4 separate regions of the Homo sapiens genome follow, and all the other regions are linked to region 2. Evidence: chromatin loops called from intact Hi-C (ENCODE). Cell type or tissue: CD4-positive, alpha-beta T cell. All regions are shown on one strand. Region 1 has its middle 14 kb from the start of TFF2. Region 2 has its middle 46 kb from the start of RSPH1. Region 3 overlaps ABCG1 (ATP binding cassette subfamily G member 1). Region 4 overlaps UMODL1 (uromodulin like 1).

Region 1 (5,000 bases), 110 kb after region 2:
GGCGAAAAGAGCAAGACTCCATCTCAAAAATAAAAAAGGCCTTGTGTGACTTCAGTTGGGAATATGCATGTCTGTGACTCAAATTTGTCACCACTTTGTACGTTTCTGCAAACGACCTTGAAAGCACCCCAAGTATTGATTTAGGGTCACCAATAAATTTTAGTGAGTAGGCGAATTTGCAAATAGAGAATATGTAATGGGAATAGACTGCATATTCATTACATGCATTTTATATTCATTATCTATAGTTTGGAGTTGTGGTACACGCATGAATATCTCTAGCTATTGCTTCAGGGGCCAGCCCCAGTGTGATGTCCCCCTCAACCCACCCTGCCTTAGAAGCCCAATCTGACCCCCACCATGGGATGCTGGGCAGTTAACTGGAGTCAGGGGGCTGCAATGAGGGTGTGTGAATCAGATCTCAAAAATATCTATCGCACTTCGGCTCTACAGCGATTTCTCTCTCAGGGTCACTGTGTGACCTTGGACAAGTTACGTAGACTTTTTGACCCTAGTTTTACTCATATGCTAAGTACAGATATTCATAACATCTTCCCTTCTGGGTTTGTGGTGAGGCTTCATGAGTTGAATTAGGATGTGCTTAGAGCTGTTCTTGCTATGATTGTTCATACATGCACATCCTCATATCCTAGGCCCATTCTTCCGGGAAGACACACGTGGTCCTGGTTGTCTCACAGTGACTGTCCCAGTGGCGGGCACCCGGCCATCAGACCCTCAGCATTCCACCTGCTCACACAGGAGGGCCAATGCCTACCAAGCCCCTCCATAAGCACATCGGGGTTCCTCTCCCAGGGGCTCTTCCATGGTTGCCTACCTCTGCCTCACCTGCCTGTGGCCCTGGCTAATGCTGTGGTCCTGACACATAGCTATCCCCACCCCAAGCTGGAACTCTGCTATTGTACCTCTCCCAGAAACCCCTGGGGGCCTGCCCTTGCCAGTGAAATAGGCAGGCGTGTTGCCTTCCCTCTTGCTGCACTTTGCTGGGTGGGCCACGGCAAGGATGCCTGAGCCTTGGGGCCCCCAGGCGTGGAGCAAGCAGCCGTTTCTTCCTTGTGGAAGCAGCGTGGACACTGCAACCCATGAGGCCACCATTTCAGGGCCATGCATGCAGGAATATATACAGCGTGTGTCTTCTGGGTCTGCAGCCACTCGGCACTGGCTGGGAGGGAGCAGCCCCACCTTCCTCCAGCTAGTGGAGGGACCAGGCCACAGGGAGGTGCAGCCTGGCCACTGCGCCCTCTCAGTAACTAGCAGCAGCCCAGGGGCCTCCAGACAGGCTGGGCAAGGACTGGTTCCCATGTGCAGGACCACAGCTCCCTGACAGCCTCTGTCTCCTCTGACGCCCCATCTGTCCCTCCAGCATCTGTCCCGCCCCACCGGCCTATTCCCCGAGTCAGCCCATCTCTGCAACAGAGCTTCCCCCACCTCAGCCCCCTCTCAGGTCTGTGTAAAGAGTGGTGGGAGGTTTTCAGCACTTTCCTGGGAACTTTCTCAGCTTCCAGGGAAACCAGGGGAGGGAGGAGTAGCCCCACTCCCGCTGAAGGGCTCTGATCTCAGCTCCTGCCAGGCCTCCAGCAGCGCGGACACGGATGAGCTGACACCATCGCAGGACGGCCGCCAGTTTTCCACAGGGCCCAGTGGCTGCAGCCTCTGTGTTTGTTTTCTGTGATCCAAAGACTGCTCAGCACTTAATAATTGTTTGACTTAATGTGGCGCAACCAGAAATGTGGCTTAGAGGAAGGAAGGGCCCTCTATTCAACCTTCCGAGCGCACAGGGCTCATTAAGGTGTTTTCCCCTAAAGAACCCTACAGGCTAATGATGCTCCACAGCGCCCTCTGCTATCCATGCTGGGGACAGACTCTCAGCCTTCCTGCAGCCCAATGGGCAAGTGGGTTCGGCTTCGGCATCTGACAACACGCAGCTTCCTGATGTCCAGAGAGAGATCTCAGTGCCTATCACACGTTGCAAATTGCCCCGTCATTTCATCAGTTCACTGTGTTCACATTAGTAACGCTGATGATGGCAATGCTCATGCCTTGAGATTTTTTTAAAAATTAGTTTCTCGGAGGTATAATTCACATACAATAAAACTCACCCATTTTAAATGAATCAGTTCATTGAGTTTTGACAAATGTATACAACTGTGTAAACACTACCACAATCAAGATGTAGAACATTCATTCCCTCCAAGAAAATCCCGTCGTGCCCTTTGCTGTCAATAGCCTCTCCCTAGCGCCAGAAAACCAAGAATCTGTGTTTTTTTGCTTTAGTTTCATTTCTTCTAGAATTTCAAGTAAGTTTAATCACACAGTGCAGACAGTGCACAGTCTTTGAAGTCTGTTTTCTTTCACACAGCACACAGCTTTCTTTGAGATTCTTCCAGGTTGTTGCACAGAAGGGTGGTTCGTTCCTTTTCATTGCTGAGTAGTATTCCACAGCAGGATACACTGCAATATGCTTACCTATTTACCAGGTGATGACATCTGGATTATTCCCAGCTTTTTACTATTATGGGTAAAGTTACTATGAACAATTATGCACATGTATGTGAAGGGATTTGGGTAAATGCTTGAGGAAATGCCTTTTTTCTTGGAAGTGTAGCTATGAGTGGATTTCTGGATAGTACGGTGTTATGTTTAACTTCATAAGAATCTGAAAAAATTGTTTTCCAAGGATTGAGCCATTTTGTCTCCCCAGCCACAATGGAGGAGATTTGCAAATGCTTACTACATCCTTGGTTTACTAGTCTTTTACATTTTAGCCATTGTGGTGTGTGGAATGTGATATCCTGTTTTCATTTTAATTTACATTTCACTAGTAACTAAGGATGTTGAACATCTTTTCATGAGCTTATTTTTCACACATCTTCTCAGGTAAAGTATCTGTCTAAATCTTCAACACTTTTTAACTCAGGTGTCTTTTTCTTCTTTGTAATGAGTTGTAAAATTCTTTATATATTCTGCATACAAGTCCTTTACTAGATATATTTTGTGCAAATATTTTCTCCTAGTCTGTGACTTACCTTTTCGTTCATTTCCTTAAGAATATTTTTCAAAGAGAAAATATCTTTAATTTTGATGAAATCTAGTTTTTCTCATTTTTCTTTTATGATTCAAACTTTATGTTTCCTACCTAGAAATCTCTGCCTAATTCAAGGCCACGGACGTGTTCTATTATATTCTCTTCTAGGAGTTTTATAACTTTGGTGCTTATACTTTTGTCTATGACACATTTTCAGTTCACATTTTTGTATAAATTTGTGCATTTTCCTTTGTTTTTAAGTGTCTGAAACAATTTTTGCAGCATTGGGACTGTTAGGTACTTGAAGCTTGGCTAGAATTTCCCTGTGAGATTATCTGGACATGGAGATTCTTACGGCTTTTTTTTCTGGGAATCCCGAAAGAACCAGCCCTTCAAGGTGGATCCCGGGGAGCCAACTGGGGCTAAATTCAAAATAGAGCCGTGTGGCCATTTGCTGACTAGACGTCACACACGTACTCTGCATTCCTGGAAACCCACATGTTTGCTTCGTTCTGGGACATTCATAGCTGCTCCTGTTCACTCCTGTATCAACGGCTACTGGAAAGCCTCCCCTCGGCCCCTGGAGCTCACCAGGAGAATGTGGCCCACATCTACCAATCAGAACTAAACAAGCGTCAACTAACCACAGCTAAGCAAGTTTGCATCCCCTATTTGCATAGCAGACGAGAGTGGGAACCCAGAGGGAGCTTTCTCTTTAAAAGACAACCCCTCTCTTTGTTGTCTCAGATTGCACCTTTGTTTTGTACCGAAGGGGGTGTCTCCCTGGTTTGCAAAATGTTTACTGGAATAAAGTCTCTTTCTTTTTTAAAAAAATAAGCAAAATCCTGTTTAATGATTTTGTTGACAGCTCCTTGATAACGTTTTCCATTTCTTCTACGGTTTATTTCAGCCCTATGTCTCTATTGGACCCATTTTGTTAAACTGTTATTTTCCTAGGAACTTACGCGTTTCATCTAGATATTAAAAATTAGTTGCATAAAGTTATTCAGGGTAGCCTCTTACCGTTTTTAAAGACTCTTCTGTTTCAATAGTTGTTTCCTTCATTGTCAATTCTTATTCTGGATATTTGTGGATCCTTTTTTCATTTTTTTTATTGGGTTAGCCAGTGGTTTGCATATTTTGTTTAATTTTTAAAAATAACTGGGATTGAATTTGTGAAAAAGAATTCCACTCTTTTTCTCTTCTGTACTTCATTGATTTCTTTCCCTTTGCTTTCTTTCAGCCTTTTTTCAACAAGCTATTCTTTTCCTAGTTTTCTGGTTTGGGAATTCAATTTATGGATTAATGGCATGTGTTTAAATCTATGCACTTTCCACTAATTACCATTTTAAATATTGCCCATAGATTCAGAAATGTGGTGTTTTTATTATCATAATTTCTAAAATATTCTATAATTTTGGTTAGTAATTTATCTTTTAGCCACAAGTATTTAATAGAAGATATTTCCATTTCCATGTGCAATAATGTTAATATTTTTTGGTTTTGTTGCACTTGATCATAGAGTGATTATAACATTTTTACTTTTCTTTTTTTGAGACAGAGTCTCTCTCTGTTACCCAGGCTGGAGTGCAGTGGCATGATCTTGGCTCACTGCAACCTCTGTCTTCCAGGTTCAAACGATTCTCATGCCTCAGTCTCCCAAGTAGCTGGGATTAAAGGCGTGCACCACCACACCTGGCTAATTTTGTGTGTGTGTATTTTTAGTAGAGACAGGGCTTTGCCATGTTGCCCCAGGCTAGTCTTGAACCCCTGGCCTCAAGTTATCATCCCTCCTTGGCCTCCCAAAGTGCTGAAATTACAGGCCTGAGCCACTGCACCCAGCCAAAACTTTTACTTTATGGAACTTATTGCTTTTTTGTGTGCAAATGTACCATTAAATTTTGTGAATATTTCATGTGTGCTTGAGAAGAAGTTGTATTAATATTGGGAATTAAAC
Region 2 (5,000 bases):
GGAGAAGCATGAGACAGGGTTAAGGAGAAGCCTCTGTTGAAGAATTATTGTGTCAGGGCTGCTCCCAGCTGGGCTAAAGGACTGGAGTCCAACAGTGTGGAGCCTCGTGGTGTCCACGGTGCACTGCACTTAAATGTTCTAGAATTTGAGTGTGGGGCCAGCCAAGAGGACTACGAGGCTGGACACAGGGCTCAGCTGCCCTCACAGCACAGCCACCACATCACACGGAGGCAGTGAGGTCCGTGCAGGACTTGGTCGCACCTCCGCGTGGCTCCCCCTGCCCAGGCCCACACCTACGTCCAGGGGCAGTGTCCGCAAAGTTCCAGTTCTGCTCGGACTTCCTCCGTAGCAGCATCACACAAGTGTTCAGCTCGAGATGTGCACCGATTCCTTTCCAACCTTCGTCTCCATAAAGGTCTGTCTGCTCAGCAGGAGTGCACATGTGCGACTCCAGACTCCTAACACACCTGTGCCCATTCGCGCTATGCCTGAGTGCCCTGGTGGGAGCCCTGAGGCCAGGGTTCCATGCAGACCTGTGAAGGGAATACATCGGTACTTCTCAGCTGGGGATGATCCTGCTCCCCCAGGGACATTTGGCAGCATGTGGAGACATCTTTGTTTATCACAACTGGTGGGCTGGGGTGAGGGACGTACTGCTGCTTCAGTAGGGGAGGGCCAGGGATGCTGCTGGACATCCCACAATGCACAGGGCGTCCTCTGACAAAGATGTATCTGGCCCCAAATGTCAATAGTGCCAAGGCTGGGAAATCCTGGCCTATAGGAGCAGAGAAGCTTTGCAGGGGGGTCACTGGTCCCACTGGACTTGGGGCTGCCTGGAAGCCCGGCACACGGTCACTATTGCAACCCCTGGGAAGGAGTGACAGACAAGACGATGAGAGACCGCAACAACAGGACAAGGCAGACACGACTGACATGAATTGTGCAGAGGACGCCTGAGCTGGGATTCAGGGGCAGCAAGGTGGGCTGGCGGCCAGGAGGGCTTCCTGGAGGGGGTGGGCTGGAACTGGGCGGCATGAGAAGCACAGAGCTTTCCCAGCTTACCTTTTACTTTTTAACTCTATGATAGTTTTTATTTTTATTTATTTATTTATTTTGAGATGGAGTCTCACTCTGCCGCCCAGACTGGAGTGCAGTGGTGTGATCTCGGCCCACTGCAACCTCCGCCTCCCAGGTTCAAGTGATTCTCCTGCCTCAGCCTCCTGAGTAGCTGGGATTACAGGTGCCTGCCACCATGCCTGGCTAATTTTTGTATTTTTAGTAGAGATAGGGTTTCACCACATTGGCCAGGCTGGTCTCGAACTCCTGACCTCAAGTGATCCACCTGCCTTGGCCTCCCAAGTGCTGGGATTATAGGCGTGAGCCACTGCGCCCGGCCCATGATTTCTTTTTTTTTAAATATTTAAATCTTTGATGTTTTTTTTTGGTATGAGGAATGAGGAGTGATTCCAACCTTCTTTTCCCCAAATGTGATCCAGTTGTCCCAGTGTCATTTATTTAATCACCTTCCTTCCCCCACTGCTATGACTGCTCCCTTTACTGTATATACCTACATAAAAGCAGGTACTTACCATAGGTCCTGCCCTCAGGTCAAGCGACCTCGATGTTACTGTACTTTAGTTGTCCTGCACATCCCTTCTGAACCACCTCTCCCCTATGGTGCATAAGCTCTGGGTCTGGGAGTGATGGGTCAGGAGCCACCCATGTTCTGATGAACCCCAGTTCTGGGAAGGCCTCTAAGATTTCCAGTTATCTGCTGTTCCTGTGGAAGAGCAGGTGCTTACCATAGGTTTAAATATGGTATGAGGATATGAGGATATAAAAAATACCATGTTTATAGGGTTAGGGTTAGGGTCCCTCCCCCAACACTGGGGATTACAATTCAACATGAGATTTGGGTGGGGACACAGAACCAAACCATATCAGTCTCCAACATAGCTTTTCAGGGGGACACAATTCAGCCCATGGTAGTGGTTCTCACCATGTCCTGTGGGCCATCCAGCCCTAAATTCCTCCGCAGCCACTCCCAGGCTCCTGGGGCCTTCTTGGGATTTGTGGCTGTGCATTCGATGCTGCCATTTTCCTTTCTTCCGACTTCTGATCCTTGCAGAATTGTTGGCTGGTTGAATTTGGGTGGGGGAGGGAGCATTCAACTCAGCCCATAATATGCACCAATATGAATCACGTTTAAAAAAGTCTCAAATTTGGTTCTAAAATAAGATGTACTTTGGTGGACGGTTATGATAGCTCTTTCTTCTTAGACGAGTGCAGCAGTGTTTGCCAGGGCCAGTGCTTGGCTTGGTGGTCCCAGGCCTGTCCTTAAGCTCTTCAGCACCACAGGCTGCAGCCTGGAGACAGGCACTGGCTTAGGCCTTTGGCCCCCTTGGCTGCCCAGCTTGAGGCCGGCTCCGCCCCCTTCTCACCACTTTCCATCTTTCCAAAGAACCAGGTCTCGGAGGGGAACATTAAGCTGCAAAACAACATTGTCATCCGCTCAGCCTCAGGGAACGCTGGTAGAATTCCCTTTCAGGCTTGTTTTTTTCTTTTTCTTTTTTTTTTTTTTTGAGACGGAGTCTTGCTCTGTCGCCAGGCTGGAGTGCAGTGGCGCGATCTCGGCTTGCTCCAACCTCCGCCTCCCTGGTTCAAGCGATTCCCCTGCCTCAGCCTCCTGAGTAGCTGGAACTACAGGTATGCGCCACCACGCCTGGCTACGTTTTTGTATTGTAGTAGAGACGGGGTTTCACCATGTTGGCCAGGGTGGTGTCGATCTCCTGGCCTCGTGATCTGCCCGCCTTGGCCTCCCAAAGTGCCAGGATTACAGGCATGAGTCACCATGCCTGGCCCAGGCTTGTTTTTTTTTTCAAGCACACAGTGAGGAAGTCAACAAGAGAATGTGGGTGGGGCATGGGTTGGGATGGCGTTGGTGACAGGACGTCCACTTCCAGACGGTGTCAGCAGGGGTCAGACTTGGCTCACAAACACCAAAGCGACCCACCCAGGGAGAGGAAGGAAAAAAGAGTGTCTTTTGTTTTCTTTTTTTGGGATTTCCTATTGGTTCATAGAGTAGACAGTTTACACCCAATCATGATAATCCCACCAGGCATTTCCGTCTCTGCCCTTTTCCAGCCCAGCTCTGTCCGCAAGGCTCAGTCCATACAGCGAATGGTTCCTTCTGGAGGAACAGAACCACTGAACTGGGGTCCTCTGCCTTGGGGGTGGAATGAGGGTCTGACAGAACCAGAAGCATAGAATATCGAGAAAATGCTATTTCTTGCACACTAGATCTGGAGATCTGGAGATCTGAGTTTCAAACCCATCTCATTCTCCTTGCAAAACCTGTGAGCAGCCCAGCAGGATGAGAGGGGAATTACCTGTGTCTGGCTTTGCCCAGGGTGGAGGACCTGGAAGCTTCACCCCTGAGAAGGTGAATCCAGAGATTCATTACAGACCACCTGAACACGTGACTGTGATTTCAATGCCATACCTTGACTTGCAGCACTTTAATTCATCATCATGATTAGCGAGCGTGGCACTGTGGTATCCAGGAGGGACTTGGACCCAACCACACACTTGCCGAGGAGAAAGAACAACCACCCAGGTGCCCAGCGGTGGGGTGTATTTGTTGCAGGACGTACTGCCCAGCCACCTACATCCCAGTGAATCCATCTCTTCTCTAGTCGGTATCTGCTGGGATGCGTCTAGAACAATCTCCCTGAAGACGTCATTTCGGTATGGCCTGGACTCGAAGCAGGCCTGTGAGTGGGGTGCATGCTCTGCTCTCTGTGGCTGTGTCAACTTCAAACTTCTTTATGTTTGGACACAGAAAAACTACATCATTAGTGAAATAAAACAAGGGACAGACAGATGCGTCTTTTTCTCAGGAGGTCGTGTTTGATTGACTAAAACAGCAAGGAAACTTTTATTGGGTCTGGCCTCCTGTGCATTCTACACAATGTGGGCCGTTTTTGTCACAGCCCGGGGTGTTCACCATCTTTATTTCTACAAGAGCTCCCTTTGTGTTCTGCCCTCCACTTGCCTGGGTGCTCACAGGGGAGGCTGAGGGTGCAGCATGGGTCCTTCCTGCCCTGTCTCTGCATTCACACTATAAAAGGCACTCACAGAGCCACCACCACAGCCCCAAACTGCAATCATGAAATAACACCTGCACTGGATCAGGGGGCTAGAAGAGATGAAAGACCGATGGACTGTCACTACACCGTGCTGGGATCTCTGCCTGCAGCATGAGGCACCACATGTGTGGGCTGTGGGAGCAGGTGTGACCTGTGGGCTGGGGCATGAGACTCCCCACTGGGGAGACCCCATCCCCTGCTGGACCAGCTTCCTCAGCATCACCATCATGGACAGACTCCACTTTGCTCGTGGCCCTTCTTTTGGGGCCCCATTAAATCGGGGGAGCCTACTTCTCCCACTGGCAAAGTCCTCTTCTCTCCTCTACGTGATCAGAAACAAGAATAGGAGAAGCCAAAAAAGGCCTGCAAGGGGAGTGTCTCAAATCCCTATGTCCGAGGCCCTGTACGGGCAGCTCCGCTGTGCTTGGAAGGATTGGGGTATGTTATGGCAGGCTACAGGATAACCCCCAAAGATGTTCATGTCCTAATCCCCGGGACCTGGGAATATGCAACTTTATGTGGCAAAAGGGACTTTGCATGTGTGGTTAAGGCTCTTGAGATGAGAATTGATCCTGGGTTATTGGGTGGGCCCAGTGTCAACACAAGGGCCCTTGTAGGAGGGAGGCAGGAGAGTCAGAAGCAGAAGGCGATGTGGCTGTGAAGGCAGAGACTGAGAGAGCTTGGAGGCTGCTACGCCGCTGTACTTGAGGAGGGAGGATGCAGGTGGCCTCTAAAAGTGAGAAAAGGCAAGGATCCTCCCCTGGAGGCTCCAGAAGAAACATAGCCTGCTGAGAAAATGCCAACCTCCAGAACCGTAGGAGAGTCAGCGTGTGTGTGTGTGCATGTGAGCGT
Region 3 (5,000 bases), 190 kb after region 2:
TGGCTCCTTGGCAGGAGCTGCTTGGGGCTGAGTGCAAAGACTGAGAGGGGAAGTAAGAAGTCCATCCTGCTGCACTGTCACCTCTAATGCCACCAGTTGGTGTGCGTTTGGTGGAGGGGGTCACTGGGGAGTTGGGGCCCTTCCATGCGGCTCCTCTCCTCCCTAAATAACATGGTTTTAGATATTCTGGTGAGCTCTTTTGAAAATCTTTTCAACTTCAAAAGAACCCAAACAAAATCCTGCAGAGGGAACCCTGGGGAGGGAGACTCTGCCACACTCAGGCTCCCCGGCTTGTGTTTCACAGGTGATGAGCCCCTGGCAGGAGCAGCAGCGTCATGGGTCTCAGCATCTCAGGCCCCCTCGAGAGGAGCCCTGGCCCCAGCCGGGCCACCATTCGGCTCCGTGGTGGAAGCTGGGTCCTAGAAATGCTTGCCGCCCAATGCCACCTGCAGGGTTGAAGTGAGCATCTACTCTGAATGCCTTTAGGGCCACGTGACCAGCTTCACCCGAGAAGCAACACAACTCATCCTCACCTTCCTCCATGGGATCGCCAGGAAACCCCCAACCATAGGCCCTTCCTGCCCCATGAGCTGCTGACAAGACTTTGCCACTGATAGCGACCACCCCCAGGTGATGGGGCCCTCCCTGGACTTGGACTGACCACGTGCAGGATGCCGCACTGGCCTGAAGAAACCAGGAGGGAAGGGGAAGAGCAAGCCAACACCACCGTCCAACCCACAGCTGCTGAGCTTCAGGGCCGCTCAAGCCTGGGGGCCTTCTTTCTCCCGCTGTGCTCCTTTGCCATTGGCCTCTCTCTCCCCTGCTCTTTTCCTTTCTTCCATCCAAAGGGAGGAGGGAATGGGCTAATGAGAAAACACCCCACCTCTGCCTCTTCCTAAACCATGACCTGTGGCAAGTGGCAAATCTGTGAGCTGCTTTCCCTCAAGTATACTCCCATCACCGAGTAACTGTGTGGATTACATGCACGTGCGAATGCCCACTGGTTTGCAAACACGTGGCTCTAGCAACCTTGTCAGTTTTTATCAAATGAGTGACAGTTAGGAAACAAGGTAATGGCCAGCTCCGCAGAGGCAATGCCACTCGATTTGCCTCCATAGCCTGAGGGCCCACATGATGACTCCAGCCAGCCAGCCTCAGTCAATGCACCTTGAGTGGACGGTTGGATGGGGGCATGATGACAATGCTTGAGCCCTGTAGGCCAGACATCGGCACCCTTTTTCCCTGAAGAGCTGAATCACAGACATTTTCGATTTTGCAGGACACGCAGTCTGTCACAAACACTGAGCTCTCCAGTTTAGCAGAAGCTAAAGCTGCCACCTGTACATGCACGGCTGTGGCTACTGCAACAAAACTTCACTTACAAACTCAGGCAGAGCACAGATCTGGTCTCCAGGCTGTGCTTTGCTGACTCTGCTCCAGAACTTTGGAGCTGAGCCCAGCACCAGCGACATCTGGGAACGCAATGTCGTCTCTCTCACACCAAGACATGTCTCCCAGGCAGGGGCCTTTGCAAGGTGGAAGAAAATCCAGCTAAGGCTGGGGATGCACCCTGTGTTCTTGGGGGAAAACAGGGTATGAGAACAGGACAACTGAGGCAGGTCTGAGAGAAAGGCAAGCTTGGATCACCACCAGGAACAAGGGAAAGCACTGGCTATGCCCTCAAGGAGCTCCGAATCCTACGGTTCTCCAGAATTCTGGAGTGAACGACTCAAACTCCCCTCACATGAGAAGGTTGATTTGTCAGCTGATAAAGAAAGTTCTGGAGCAGCTCCCTCCTGGGTGCTTCTAGACAGCCACTGTGCCCTCCTAATTAGGGAACAAAGCTGCTGCTGGGGGCACCACTCAGAGCTGCAGCTTTCAGAGCCACCTGCAGGGGGCAGCCCTCATCCCGAGTCTTACAGCAGCTGCCAGCAGGCGCCCTACTCCCCTGAGAGGCAGAGGAAGGCTGACCTCGGCTGTTCTCTAGTAGAATGCTCTAGAGGAGGATTAATGGAGGGATGGATGGAGGGATGGATGGAGAGGCTGATAGAGTGGATGGAGATATGGGTGTTTCCAAAATTCAACCGGATACACAGGGAACATGTTCAAGGCAACCCCCAGTTGCAAATCCCAGAGTGAGTTTCAGGAGTGCAGCACTGGGGACTCAGGGTGTGGTGAACTCTGGATGGAGAGAGGGATGCATTGAGGGATGGAGGAAGGGATGGAGGAAGATATGGAGGGAGGGATGGGGGGGATATGGAAGGTGGGATGGAGGGAAGGATGGAGGGAGAGATGGAAAGAGGGATGGAGGGAGGAATAGAGGGAGGGATGGAGGAGGGATAGAGGAAGACATGAAGGGAGGGATGGAGAGAGAAATAGATGGAGAGATAAAGGGAGGGATGGGTGGAGGGAAGAATTAATGGAGGAACAGATGGAGGGATGGTTGGAGAGGCTTATGGAGTGGGTGGGGAAATGGGAGGAAGGATGGATGGAGTAAATGAAGGGATGAGTGGAGGGATGAGTGGAGGGGAGGATTAATGGAGGGATGGATGGAGAGGCTGATGGAGTGGATGGGGAAAAGTGTGGAAGGATGGATGGAGTGGATGAAGAGGTGAGTTGAGGGATGAGTGGAGGGATGGATGGAGAGGCTGATGGAGTGGATGGGGAAATGGGAGGAAGGATGGATGGAGTAAATGAAGGGATGAGTGGAGGGATGGATGGAGAGGCTGATGGAGTGGATGGGAAAATGGGAGGAAGGATGGATGGAGTAAATGAAGGGATGAGTGGAGGGATGAATGGAGGGGAGGATTAATGGAGTGATGGATGGAGGGAAGGATCTTCATGAAGCCTCAGTCTGTTCCTGAAGAACGCCTTTTCTAGCATGGGCCTCGCGGTGCAGGGAGACCTCTTGGGACTGTGTATGCAGTTCAGTGGCCAGTGTAAGCACATATGCAAGTATGACATTCTTCTTTGCCACACATTTCAACACATTCTGATTTCTGGAATATTTCATCCACTGTGGAAGGCAGTAAGCATTGTTGGAATGTGGCCAAAGTGAGGAGGCTGGCTGGAGTCTGGAGCTCTCAGTACGGTCCTTCCCCAGGGTCACCGCCACGCCCTACACAGCTGTCTCAGCAACATGCTTTAGGACAAGAACGCTTCAGGTGGAAGGGGGATGGCCCCCAGCACGTCCACTCCCACTGCCAAATGAGCTCCAAGTACGTCCTGCTAACACTGTTTGTAGTCACCAGTCCTGTATCTGTATGATAGCACCGGGCAATGGAAGAATAACTCAGGCCAGATGCTGCAGAGGCTGCGGGTGCCATGGATATTCTACATAGACTCCAGCCCAGCTGGGTTCCCAAAAAGCTGCCTGCAAATTGATTGACTGGAATCTCCTGGGGAGTTTGAGAAACGCTTCTGAAGGAATTGGCCTGGGGCATGACCCAGGAGATTCCAGTGGGCCCTGAAATTTCCAAATCGGCTCTAGATTCGGCCTCTAATTAGCCGTGTGACCTTGGGCAAGTTCCTTGAGTTTTTAAAATTTGTTTTCTTCATCTGGTAATGGGCATGAAATGAGTACTTAACCTTAAGGGTGTCTGTGAAGACCAAACAAGAGAATGTGTTCGAAATGCCTCACATTGAGCCCGGCATATAGAAAATGGTTAATAAACACTGGCTGCTGCTGGAGTTGCAATTACAGACAAAACATCACAACAAAATGCATGCTGGAAAGTGCAAGCAATGTGAGAAGGACGGCAAGAGGGGTCTCTCTTCATTTCCGGGAGTGACAGCTGCGCTGACATAGCCACGTGAATTAAGAATCCTGACTGGGTCCTGGAGCCTGGGGAGGGCATGAGCTCCCACCAAGGAGAGTGGACCTAAGGCTTCACATTGCAGACCCAGTTCCTTAAGCTCGTGATCATTTCTGAAGAGCCAGAGCCTATTCCTGCAATGCTCCCAGATCCCTCTGAATGCAGAGAAGCCATCAGTCTCTGGGAGGAGCAGAAAGGGCTGCCTGGTGGGAACCCTGTCCCCAGCACTCTGAGAGCTGACCTGTGCCTGTAAAAACTGTGAGAACTGCTTTCTCTTCATGGGTCAGTGTCCCAGAGAATGCAGATGGGATATTTGTTGTGACATTATTTCTCATCACCCAGGCACGCAGGTGACCTGGAGCCACAGCCATCTGTAGCCAGTACACCCAGCCAGGGTGTGGATACTCTGCGGCCTCTGGATACTCTGACAGGAAGGTGTGAGTAGGGACCAGACACCACAGTCTGGCCAAGAGAATGGCGGTACAGACAGACCAACCTCTCCTGACCATGTCCCGGAGCCCCAGCAGAGAGGGCCCACCCTCTGTAGACTCCGGGCAAAAGTTGGAAGACCACCTCCTGGCGGGAGGGCAGGCAGGTAAGTGTTCTGTCTGTTGCACTGCTAGCATCTTTCTTGTATGGGAAACCACTTATGAGGTTTAATCTGCCTAAATGATCGCAGCAGCCCTAAAAGGGAGGTATATCACGCCCAGGTTTCACAAGACAGGGAGAGGCTTGGGAAGGTCACGGGCCTCACCCAGAGACCCTTGGAAAGAAAGGGTGCACACCTGGATCCAAGTCAAGGCACCTGACTCCCAGTGGCTCCCCCTAATGGCTGCTACTGCTCTAGGGGCTCCCTGGCTCCAGCTGGTTCACTCTGGGGGACACAAAGAGATGTCCTAGAAAACAAAGTGGACATTTGTCCAATAACAAAAGTTCCCAAAGACTACACTATCAACCATAGCCCCATTCTCTGCAGAACTCACCAGTTAAGAAGGAGAAGGCTCAGGGTGCTGTTCCCCAGGAGCCCGAGAGGCCACGGCAGGAGAACTGGAGAGATTTTCATTGAAAGTCGGGCCACATCCCCTCTAAACAGGTGAGGGGCTTGAGCATGGATTAAAGGGAAAGTCAACACAAACAAAACCAGGAGAAACAATGAGTTTGGGCTCTGAGAGCTGCTCTGTGATT
Region 4 (5,000 bases), 310 kb after region 2:
TTCGCACAGGCCATCTCCTGCTATAGGGACAAGCCTCGCAGAATCAGCCTGCCTGGGCGATTTTCCCTACACCCTAAAGCTCTTGGGAATCCCCAGGGCTCTCCTTGGCTCCTTCTCCCTTGACAGGCATCTGCTGTGTGTCCACAGCCGGGCATTCACCAGCAAGTTTACAGACCCTCCAGCATCTGCCAGCCAAGGGCCTTTGCTCTGCCCGGGTGAGGTGGGGTGAGCTCCAGGCCAGCACAGACACCAGCAGTAGCAGGGGATGGAGAAAAGATCAAGCCTCATTAGCTGAATGATGACTTCCACTTCAGCCAGTTGCCCAGTCCAGCTATGTTTCTGACCACACTTTGAAATCTGCCAGGAGATGAGGGGCCAGACTCTCGCCCCTTGCCCACCCCCGTGCTGGAGCCCATGGGCTCCTGGGGGCATGCAGGGCCGCAGATGCGTAGTGTCCTTCTCCCGGAAGGCTGCTGGGCCCGGCCTGCCGCGAGCTTCCCGTGAAACCTGGGCAACTTTGGCAGTGCTGGACGCGAAGCCCAGAGCCCACAAGAGGCACTCAGCACCCGACACTGTGCGGAGGAGGCCCACGGGCCCGTCTGAGGGCGCCGCTGCTGCTGTGACTTTGGCAGCAGGATGTGTGCTTCGTCACCTTAGGAGCCTGTGTGCTGGGCCCTCGGTGGGCAACACTGATCCTTACAAGAGCCTGCAACACGGCCCCATTCCACAGATCGCAGAGCCTCAGCACAGGTGAGCAGAGAACTGGGAGGAGCCTGCATCTTGGGACTCCCACTGCACCCCTCCTCCCCAGGAGGGACAGAGACGGGATGCGGGGATTGACTCCCACTGCACCCCTCCTCCCCAGGAGGGACAGAGACAGGGTGCGGGGGGTGACTCCCACCACAGCCCTCCTCCCCAGGAGGGACAGAGACGGGGTGCGGGGATTGACTCCCACTGCAGCCCTCCTCCCCAGGAGGGACAGACACAGGGTGCAGGGGGTGACTCCAACCTCAGCCCTCCTCCCCAGGAGGGACAGAGACACAGTGCGGGGGGTGACTCCCACCACAGCCCTCCTCCCCAAGAGGGACAGAGATGGGATGCGAGGGTTGACTCCCACCACAGCCCTCCTCCCCAAGAGGGACAGAGATGGGATGCGAGGGTTGACTCCCACCACAGCCTTCCTCCCCAGGAGGGACAGAGATGGGGCGTGGGGGGTGAACAGCGGACATTTAATACTCCCTCTCTGGGACAAAGCAGGTGCTCAAACTAAAGAGGGTTGCTAGCCACCTGGTCACAGCTGAGGACAGGCTTGGGGAGCCCCTGTCCAGCCCCTCTTATCTGATGACTTATGGCATGCAAGGCCGTTTTAGATACTCACTTCTGGTTTAGGTGCTTATGTGGCTACCTCAGCAGACTCCGTCACCCTCCACAATAGAGAGAGGTGTCACTGGGCATTGCGGGCGTCCCTTCCACATGCAGAGGTCCTCTTCTGAGCCACAGGGATCTCACCTGGGCCTCCCCAGCACCAGCTCCTAGGGCTGCTGGCTCCCTGCCACCTGTCTTACTCGCCTGTCCATCTGCCCCTGTCCTCCCAGAAACGGGAAGGGAGGGAAAAGATGTCTCCCATTCTTGGGAAATCCAGATGGGAGGGTGGACATCCGTGCTGTGGCCCCCACATAGACTCATTTGTCCTGCACTTCGCAATCACTCAGTCTCTGAAGAAGACCAGCCTCACTTTCTGAGCTATTTACAGGGCCTCCAGGGCACCACCTTTGCACACATGTGCCCCGGAGCCTGCAGGTCTGCAGAACAATTTCAGACACGCAAGAGGCTCAAATCCAGTGAAAGAGAACAAACAAGAGAACCCAGGGATGTGGTTGCTGCGGAAACTCAGGGGACATTCGGTTTCCAGCGTGGACTCCAGCTAATGTCGCCATCTAGTGGCCAGCATGGAGAGATGCAACCTGGGCCAGAGGGCCCATGGAAAGCCCCAGTAATTCTCCAGTTCCATCAGACCCTCCCCCGCCATCAGACCCTCCTCCATCAGAGCCTTCACCTCCATCAGACCCTCCTCCATCAGATTCTCTTCCATCAGACCCTCCACCTCCATCAGATCTTCCACTTTCCAGTGATTCACAGCTTGGGATCCTGGGCCAGGAAGATTGAGATCCCAATAGTGTCTGAACATGAGAACCTCCAGGGACCCAGAACCCCAGGAGCCCAAGGCCCACTGGCCTTGGGGAACCCCTAAGCCCTCTTCCCACATCTCAGAGGTACTCTGAGTTCTAAAGCCTGCAAAGACCCTCCTTCCCATCCCCCACAGAAAGCAGAGGGTGGCATGAACTTTACACCCAATGAGCTTGGTTTGAATTGCAGTTCCTTCACTGGCCAGCTGTTTGGCTTCAGAAAAGTTGCTGTCTCCATTTCCTCAACTGCGCAGTGAGAACAATCATTTGTGGAGGGCTTATAATGAGGCTTGTATAGAATATGTCTATGTCAGTTTCCCCGCTTCCACAGACAGGAGGATTTGAGTTGCCCACTCAGTCTGTTAAGAGATCTTCTGGGAAGTCTCCAAGGCCCTGAAGTCTGGCCTTACAGGTTGTGCACTGCACAACCCTGGGGTGACATCTGCACTGGAGAGCAGTGAACAACTTCTACAGACATCCAAGGGTCACCCAGGGGCCCTCCCTTCCTCCTTCTGTTTCCATACACTTTGGATTTAATCCCTTAAGCCATGCCAGTGGAAACAGTCTAGGATCGGAGGGTTTAAGCTGCAAGCAATATGCATGCTGATAATATTCTTAAACAGCAGTCATGACACAGCAGCATCCCAAAGCCCTTCCAATGAAGTAATGGGAACAGGTGCACAAGTCCATATGCATAGACGTGCATTTTTCTGTTTCTCTCTCTTCCTTCCACCAGAGGCCTCCCTGTATTTACTGCACGTATTATAGTATCCACAGGGGTTTTTCTTCAGATGGATTGTGAATACTTGAGGGCAAAAACTCTGCCTCATTTTTCTTGTCTTCCTCATGTCAGTATATAAACTGGGACTCAATACACATTCCTTGGTTGGATGGATGGATGGATGGATGGATGGGTGGATGGATGGGTGGGTGGATGGATGGATGGATGGATGGATGGTTGAGTGGATGGTCAGTCAGATGGTTGGGTGGATGGGTGGATGGAGGTGGATGGATGGATGGAGGGGTGGATGAGTGGGTGAATGCATGGGTGAGTGGTTGGATGAATGGATCGATAAATGGTTGAGTGGATGAATGGATGGATGGTTGAATAGATGAATGGATGGTTGGATGGATGAACAGACAGATGGATGGGTGAATGGGTGGATGGGTGGGTGGGTGGATGGATGGACAGACGAGCGGATGTGTGAACAGGTGGACAAATGGGTGGTTGGGTCGGTGGGTGAATGGATGGGTAGATGGTTAGATGGTTAGATGGGTGGATGAAGGGACCAGGTCAGGGGCATCTCACAGCACACATGCAATCATCACTCTCAGTACTTACCATGGCTGTCATCATCTGACTTCAGCGTCTCCCTCCCCCACAAGACCGTGTGCTCTGTGAGGGCAGGGCTTGGTCTGTCCCTCTCATCACTTCGCCCAGAGCGCTAAGCTCAGGGCCTGGAGCACTGTGAGTGCTCAGGAAGTGTTTGTCGAAGAATAGACTTGGATGGGGGAGGTAGGATGACAGGAAACCAAGTTTTCATTATTACAGAAAACACAAATGAACAGACGTGGCACATGTATTAAGATTACATGAGGCCAGGCGCAGCGGCTCATGCCTGTAATCCCAGCACTTTGAGAGGCTGAGGCAGGTGAATCACCTGAGGTCAGAAGTTCGAGACCAGCCTGGCCAACATGGTGAAACCCCATCTCTACTAAAAATACAAAAATTAGCCAGGCGTGTTGGCAGGAGCCTGTAATCCCAACTGCTCAGGAGGCTGAGGCAGGAGAATTGCTTGAACACGGGAGGTGGAGGTTGCAGTGAGCCGAGGTCACGCCATTGCACTCCCGCCTGGACAACAAGAGCGAGACTTTGTCTCAAAAAAAAAAAAATTACTTGAAAACTGTAGATGAAGTTTGAAAGACAGGGTTTTTAAATATATGTCAATGACTTTATCTGAAATCCAAAGAGCCACACAGTCATGGGGCTCAACAGCTGGTTTTACTGAATATGTGTCATGCTCTTCCAAGAAAGGCAAGTGAAAGCTCCTCAGCTGACATCAGAACAGCGGGACATGACTTGGGAAGAACCAGAGATGCGTTTCTGGCCTCCCCAGCGTGCCCAACACAGCACCGGCCCTCGTTGGATGCTCAGCGAGCCTGTGATGGACCATCCCAAATGGAGCATCCAGCACAACCAGCCACATTTCAGTGTCTTATGCGATTGATTCTACTTGATCAGAATCTGTGATCCACACATATTACCCACTGTCATTCTTTACTGACTCTGAGAATATCCAGTAAATCAAAATACTCCTTTCCCCAAATGTTCTGTATGAATGACAATTAATTATATTCAACAAAATTAGTATCATGGGTTGAAAACTAAGGCCATGTTATAATTCTAAGTTCACTGAGGAAAAACACTCTACTTTCAGGTGTGAGCTATCTAATACAATTCCAGTTTATTTCAAATGAAGTACAGAGCATTATCTCTTAGGATGATGTAATGGAGAAAATTCTAGACTAAAATACTTAGATTTTAGAACCATTTTCTTGCTAATTCATTCTGTGACCTCAATTAAGTAACTCATCGGCTCCTCTGGTTTCTCATTGTGTAATGGGTAAATCACACCTCCCACTGTGGTCGGATTATATGAAGAAACGGCTGTGAAAATGCTTAGAAAAATGTAAAGAGTGATGTGTACCTACGTTATTTCTGCTTATTGAAAAGGTTGTCACATTAATCGAGTGCCTTTTGAGTCGCTGTCGTGTAAATAAAAGCAATACCTTGGTACACAGGAGAAAAGTCAA

The links. Hi-C counts contacts between places; a loop is a spot of excess contacts. Peaks named below come from ENCODE experiments on the same cell type or tissue, not always from the same donor. Only the 100,000 strongest peaks of a DNase experiment are listed, where the experiment ranks them.
Region 1: a loop joins it to region 2, with 9 times the contacts of the local background. A loop is called at or near these places in 34 of 110 quality-filtered maps.
Region 3: it touches region 2 in a loop (4-fold over the local background); 6 of 110 quality-filtered maps call a loop at or near these places.
Region 4: it touches region 2 in a loop (13-fold over the local background); 77 of 110 quality-filtered maps call a loop at or near these places.

Annotation. Positions count from the first base shown.
Region 1 is chr21:42,334,880-42,339,879 of GRCh38, reverse strand. No RefSeq gene overlaps it. Among named protein-coding and RNA genes, the nearest start is that of TFF2, 14 kb to the left of the region's middle. RefSeq lists enhancers at 692-821, 1,327-2,022, 3,501-4,002. In CD4-positive, alpha-beta T cell, CTCF peaks have their summits at 1,675 and 1,875; a DNase peak (open chromatin) is centred at 1,849.
Region 2 is chr21:42,448,093-42,453,092 of GRCh38, reverse strand. No RefSeq gene overlaps it. Among named protein-coding and RNA genes, the nearest start is that of RSPH1, 46 kb to the left of the region's middle. In CD4-positive, alpha-beta T cell, CTCF peaks have their summits at 2,835 and 3,036; a DNase peak (open chromatin) is centred at 2,922; H3K27ac peaks cover 863 bases.
Region 3 is chr21:42,255,673-42,260,672 of GRCh38, reverse strand. The region is part of intron 2 of ABCG1 (ATP binding cassette subfamily G member 1); the gene reads right to left. Among named protein-coding and RNA genes, the nearest start is that of ABCG1, 39 kb to the right of the region's middle. In CD4-positive, alpha-beta T cell, CTCF peaks have their summits at 1,686 and 1,893 (motif pointing right); a DNase peak (open chromatin) is centred at 1,912.
Region 4 is chr21:42,142,624-42,147,623 of GRCh38, reverse strand. It overlaps UMODL1 (uromodulin like 1), which reads right to left. Exons shown (of 23, transcript NM_001004416.3): 23 at 4,628-5,000. Among named protein-coding and RNA genes, the nearest start is that of UMODL1-AS1, 37 kb to the right of the region's middle. In CD4-positive, alpha-beta T cell, a CTCF peak has its summit at 1,945 (motif pointing left); DNase peaks (open chromatin) are centred at 1,548 and 1,923.